2 separate regions of the Homo sapiens genome follow, and region 1 is linked to region 2. The links are chromatin contacts, found by Hi-C or POLR2A ChIA-PET in ENCODE. All regions are on one chromosome and are shown on one strand. Each heading gives the region's core, a stretch centred on a gene start or an enhancer-like site at or near the end of the contact. The rest is flanking DNA. Distances are from core to core; before and after follow the strand shown. Region 1 overlaps SRPK2 (SRSF protein kinase 2). Region 2 holds the start of PUS7 (pseudouridine synthase 7).

What was found. A loop is a pair of places that touch in the nucleus more often than their neighbours do. ChIA-PET counts read pairs that join two places held with the same protein, here RNA polymerase II (POLR2A). Pooled maps may share reads with other maps.
Region 1: a loop to region 2 is called in a pooled map, with 7 times the contacts of the local background. The contact joins the enhancer-like site here to the promoter of PUS7 in region 2. A Hi-C loop is called at or near these places in 1 of 37 single-sample maps with no recorded cell type and 4 of 50 pooled maps. POLR2A ChIA-PET finds 5 or more read pairs at or near these places in 4 of 52 experiments (GM12878, H1, activated T-cell and 1 more).

What each region holds. Positions count from the first base shown.
Region 1 is chr7:105,303,314-105,306,013 of GRCh38, reverse strand. The region is part of intron 2 of SRPK2 (SRSF protein kinase 2); the gene reads left to right. Among named protein-coding and RNA genes, the nearest start is that of SRPK2, 84 kb to the left of the region's middle. Within about 2 kb of position 1,358, at least 6 of the 41 ENCODE cell types and tissues checked have a DNase peak (open chromatin) inside an H3K27ac peak, as active enhancers do; they include GM12878, where a contact is called at or near this core.
Region 2 is chr7:105,521,008-105,523,707 of GRCh38, reverse strand. It overlaps PUS7 (pseudouridine synthase 7), which reads left to right and starts at 1,437. Exons shown (of 16, transcript NM_019042.5): 1 at 1,437-1,656. RefSeq lists enhancers at 172-672, 1,956-2,610 and silencers at 1,309-2,058, 2,268-2,413.

The DNA.
Region 1 (2,700 bases), core at 109-2,608, 220 kb after region 2:
CCTGCCCTCCACCTTTCTGTCTAAAAGCAGGCTATCCATTTACATTTCTGAAAGTGTTCCGTACTAAAGAACCCCTATTTATTATACATTTCTAGTTATCTTCCCATGATTTGTACCTCCCTCAAAGTCCAGAACTTGTTTTCCTCAGTCTAGCCTTTTCCCCGTACTTTATCACCCTTTGTTAAGATGGTGTGTAAACCCAAATTTTAATCACCCTTTTGAGTTAACACTGAGTTCTCCTTTGTGTATGCACATTGCATGCATAGGTAAACTGCTTTTTTTCCCCCTCCTGTTAATCTTTTATCTGTTAAATTCAGGGACCCCAGCCACTGAATCTAAGAGGGTAGGGAAAGAGTGTTTTCCTCTCCAACAGTGTGCTTCATTTTTTTCCTGTTGGGTAATTCAACACTGACTCTCCCCAAAATTACACAGAAGAATTAAAGTAACACAGGAATGAAGAAGCGAACATAGATTTATCTGTCAGATGCATTTAAATAAAGTTATTTCTCTACAATTTCCTTGGTCTTTTGTATACTGTTATAATAAACTAGTAGGCAGCAGAAAATTTTTTTTGTGACAGAGTCTCGCTCTATTGTGCGAGACTGTGTGGCACAGTCTCGGCTCACTGCAACCTCTGCCTCTTGGGTTCAAGAGATTCTCCTGCCTCAGCCTCCCCAGTAGCTGGGATTACAGGTGCCCACCACCTGTAAAAATACCCGGCTAATTTTGTGTTTTTAGTGGAGATAGGGTTTCACTATGTGGGTCAGGCTGGCCTTGAACTCTTGACTTCAGGTGATCTGCCTGCCTCAGTCTCCCAAAGTGCTGGGATTACAGGCATGAGCCACAGCGCCTGGCTGGCAACAGGATTTTTGTTAAATAATCATCCTCTGTTGTCTCCAAGATTTTAGAAATCCCAGAAAACATGGAAACCTATGAAAATATGAACTTGACCTAAAGTATTTTGAATAATATTTATTGCTGTGGTTCTAGATGCTTCTAAAGTTTAGACTAGAGGATAGTTTTTATCTTTGTTAGGTCAGGATATTTAGCTGTGTAATAGTTTGGTTTTAAAGCTGTATGCTTTTTGACTTCTATTTAGGCTAAGAAGGCTTTTAGTCTTTCTTTTAGTGAAGAGGGTGTCCCTAGTCTGAGGGCATCTGTAGGCAGCATGTATCAATCAGTGATTGTAGCCCGGGGCCAGGGCAGCCCTGCGGTTTTCACAGTGGATTGTCTATATATCATCTGTTTCAAGATTCCTGTAGTCATGATACTAAAACGGAAAGGTGGACCAAATATTTTGTTTTTCAGTTTATCAGTTTTTCTTTGAGTCATCTAAGTAAGGCTCGGGATACTGTCTAATGGGAAATGAACAGTTAAGACAAAATCAGGGCAAGTCTTTGGGCAAGACAACTCTGTTTACTTTAGTATGCATACATGCATAGCCTGCCTTGTTCCAAAAAGGATTTAAGGTGGCACTGCTGTGCACTTTCTGTGGTTTATGGTCTGAGACTTATTTATAAATACAGTTACTAGTTTCAAATTGAAATGAATCTGGCTTCCAAATGGTGTGTAGTGTACTTACCCCAACAATGCTGCCATTGTACCCCAAGGTCTTCTTTAGGATTTGAATATGTTCATTGGTCATAAATCTTTATCCTTTGATGTTAGAATCAATTTTTGGAACCAGCTAAAAGTCATTAAGTGCCGAGTTTGGTGAATAACCTGGATAGGCAATCTGGGTTGTTAGAGCTTTTGGTTTATTGTTTTTGACTCATGGACTGTGAGCCAAAATAGGATGATGAAACTAGTTTCTAAGCCACAGTTAACTCCTTGTTAACATTCAGCAGTCTTGAACAATGGGTCCAATTGACTCTTGGTCTTGTGCTACATTAGCAGTGCCATTGAGATCAAATAAACAAGTTAACATTGTCCTCACTTGTGATTTTGAGATGGATGTTTTCTTGGGTTTGTAGTACAGCAAAGTATACCATTGCAAATTTCATGTTTTCAGGTCGTAATGAAAACTTTTGAAGTCAACTCTACCGATTTTCTCAAAATATTTCTGTTTTTTTCAGCTGTTAACAAAAGATCCAAAACAGTGAACAGGTTGTAACTGCTCTTTATCACTTGGTGAAAATTTCTTCCAAACGTTTTCACTAGCTTTTCACATAGTTTGACCCTCTGCCACATATTCGTGTGTTTTGTTTTTTTACTATGTAACCATTAAACTGTACGAATTGAGTTATTACTTTGACATCATTTTATAGATGAAGAAACAGGTTTACGAAAGATGAGACTTGATTTAAGGGATCAGAGATACTAAAGAGTCAAGATTCAAATCCCAGTTTTCTGGGTTTTTTTTCAGTGTATAATGCTGCCAGGATGGACATCAGCCATAACCTCCTTAATTTTCTTTTAGTAATATGAATTAATTTTCATATAAGAATATGAAAATTAAGAGCTCTTCCCTTTTATTTCCATAAATCTTGTGGATTTAATGCCACCCCTAATTAAATGTTAATTACTTTTTACTCAGGTCATTTTTTTTTTAATTATACTTTAAGTTCTAGGGTACATGTGCACAACGTGCAGGTTTGTTACATATGTATGTATGTGCCATGTTGGTTTGCTGCACCCATTAACTCATCATTTACATTAGGTGTTTCTCCTAATGCTGTCCCTCCCCCAGCTCCCACCCCA
Region 2 (2,700 bases), core at 188-2,687:
CTGGGTAATTTTTTGTATTTTTAGTAGAGACGGGGTTTCACCATGTTGGCCAGGCTGGTCTCAAACTCCTGACCTCATGATCCGCCCACCTCGGCCTCCCAAAGTGCTGGGATTACAGGCGTGAGCCACTGCGCCCGGCCGGTAATAGTATATTTCATTGTGTAAAAAACAAAACAAAAAAACAAATTGGGCAGGGCATGGTGGCTCATGCCTATAATCCCAGTACTTTGGGAGGCCTAGGCAGGCAAATCACTTGAGGTCAGGAGTTCAAGGCCAACAGGCAAAAACCCCGTCAAAAAAATTAGTCTGGCATGATGTCAAGCACTCGTAGGCCCAGCTACTCGGGAGGCTGATGCAGGAGAATCGCTTGAACCCTGCAACAGAGTGAGACTCTCTCTCAAACAAAATAAAACAAAACGGAAAAACTATTAGAGGCTGGGAGCGGTGGCTCACGCCTGTAATCTCAACACAGAGGCGGAGGCGGGCGGATCACGAAGTCAAGAGTTCGAGACCAGCCTGGCCAACATAGTGAAACCCCGTACTCTACTAAAAATACAAAAAATAAGCCGGGCATGGTGGCGTGCGCCAGTAATCCCAGCTACTCGGGAGGCTGAGGCAGGAGAATCGCTTGAACCCGGGTGGCGGAGGTTGCGGTGAGCAGCGATCGCGCCATTGCACTCCAGCCTGGGCGACAGAGCAAGACTCCGTCTCAAAAAACAAACAAACAAACAAAAAGCAAAAAAACTATTAGAGCCTGGGCAACATAGTGAAATCTTGTCTCTACCCCCCACCCCCAAAAAAATTAGCCTGGGTGCGGTGGGATGCACCTGTAGTCCCAGCTACTTGGGATACTGAAGTGGGAGGATTGCTTGAGCCTGGGAGGTCGAGGCTGCAGTGAACTGTGTTCACGCCACCGCACTCCAGCCTGTGCGACAGAGCGAGACTCTGTCAAAACCAAACCAAACCAAAACAAAAAAAACCTATGATCCGGTTTCTTGAAGCAGATCCTATGGCAAGCCATCAAGCCAGAGCGGTAAGAAGTAGGAAGATGGTGCTTTTAGATCCACTACATTCCCAGGATCAAATGTAGAACAATATTTAGTCCCTAAAGTGATTCTCTTTCCATTATTGTCAACTGCGTGGTCGGTGCAACGTGAAAGGGCCACAACTATGTGAAGGAAACACTTAGAATATAACACCAAAGGAGGCAATCGCTGCCTTAGACTTCCTAAAGATCTAAAGAACTCTTAGATGCTTGGTGAAATCGCTCTCTGCCGCTGGTGCGACTCAGGCGCGGTCGCGAGGAAGGTCCAGGGTGAACGCGCGTAGGCTGGGAGTCCGCGTTGGGGCGCTCCCTGGCTTGCAGGCCGCTCCGAGTGGGTGGGCCGGGGGCGGGGCCGGCGGCAGGGAGCGGACTCCGCCCCCGGGGCGGGTCCAGTCGGGCCGCGGCGCGTCGCTGCGCCGCACGTGTGCGAGCCCGGCCGCCGGTGAGTCGGCTGGAGCGCATCTGGTCCTCCGCGCGGAAAGCGCTGCTTTTGCCTGGCCGCCCTAGCCGCTGGCTCATCCAAGTGGCCTTCGCCGCTCTCTTGCGTCCCAACCAGAGCGCTGGCCACCTCGCCGCCCAGCTCACGCCGCGCCCGCGCTCCCAGGCTCCGGGTAAGTGCGCGGCCTCCCCGCGGCCGCCGGGGCTCCTCGGCCTGGCCCTGGCCCCAGCCCCAGCCCCAGGGCCCCGCCCCAAGAGGCAGTGCGGACTGGGAAGGCGGACTGGGAAGGCGGCCCCGCAGTGGTCAGAGCCCGCGGCGCCTCCATTATGGATCGTGCCAGCGGGAGCACGGTTGGAACCCAGTGGGTCCTGCGCTTCGGCGGTGCAGGCGCCGCTCTCCGCTCCCCGCTCCCCGCTCCGCTCTGCCCGGCCAGTCGTCCGGAGGCGCCGCGCCCGAGCGCTCCCCTCCTCCCCGCGCGGCGCTGTCCCCCGGGGGCCCCCTTCCCACTCCTCCCTTTCTTTGCCCCGGACGCTCCCTAAACTCTTGTCCCTCCGTCAGAGGAACACTGGCCCTGAAGCCCTTCACGGTGCCACTGCTTCGCCGCGCCTGCCTTCTGTGGGTCCAGCCCACGTGTTCCACCCCTGTGTCCTGCGTCGCCGCTCACTGGGAGCCTACTAGGCGCCACGCGGGCTCTGGGGACTGCTTGCTTTGTATGCATTTCCCAGAGTAGGAGTGGACGGGCTGCAGACTCAGAGTGCTTTCTCCAGCCCTCAAGCTGGGTGAATGCTTAACGAGTGGATGGAGGTGCTGCTGTGCAAGCTGAAATTCGAGTCCTCCTCGTCAGCCCTGCGCAGAGGTGTTTAGAAGCACACCTTCGTTGCCTGCCGAGTAGGGTTGGCAAAGAGTTTAGTTTTTAAAATATTTGGTCCCGTCAGACTACTTTTTTTTTCCATTCCAAAAATAAAGGGTTACTAAGGTTCCCTCCCCCCCATCCCCAAGCCTCTAATCATCTATGAAATGACTATGCCCCATTGGCCTGGGGGAGCCTCGACTATTGAGGGATCTGTCGAAAATCAGACTGTACAACACTATTGAAAAGGGGTTGGTTAGGCAATTGTTAGGTTCAAACATTAGGAAAGTAGCCAACAGTACGTACTTAACAACTCCTTGTGAACATGTTTTTGGTTTTTTTATTTTTATTTTTTTAATTTTTTTG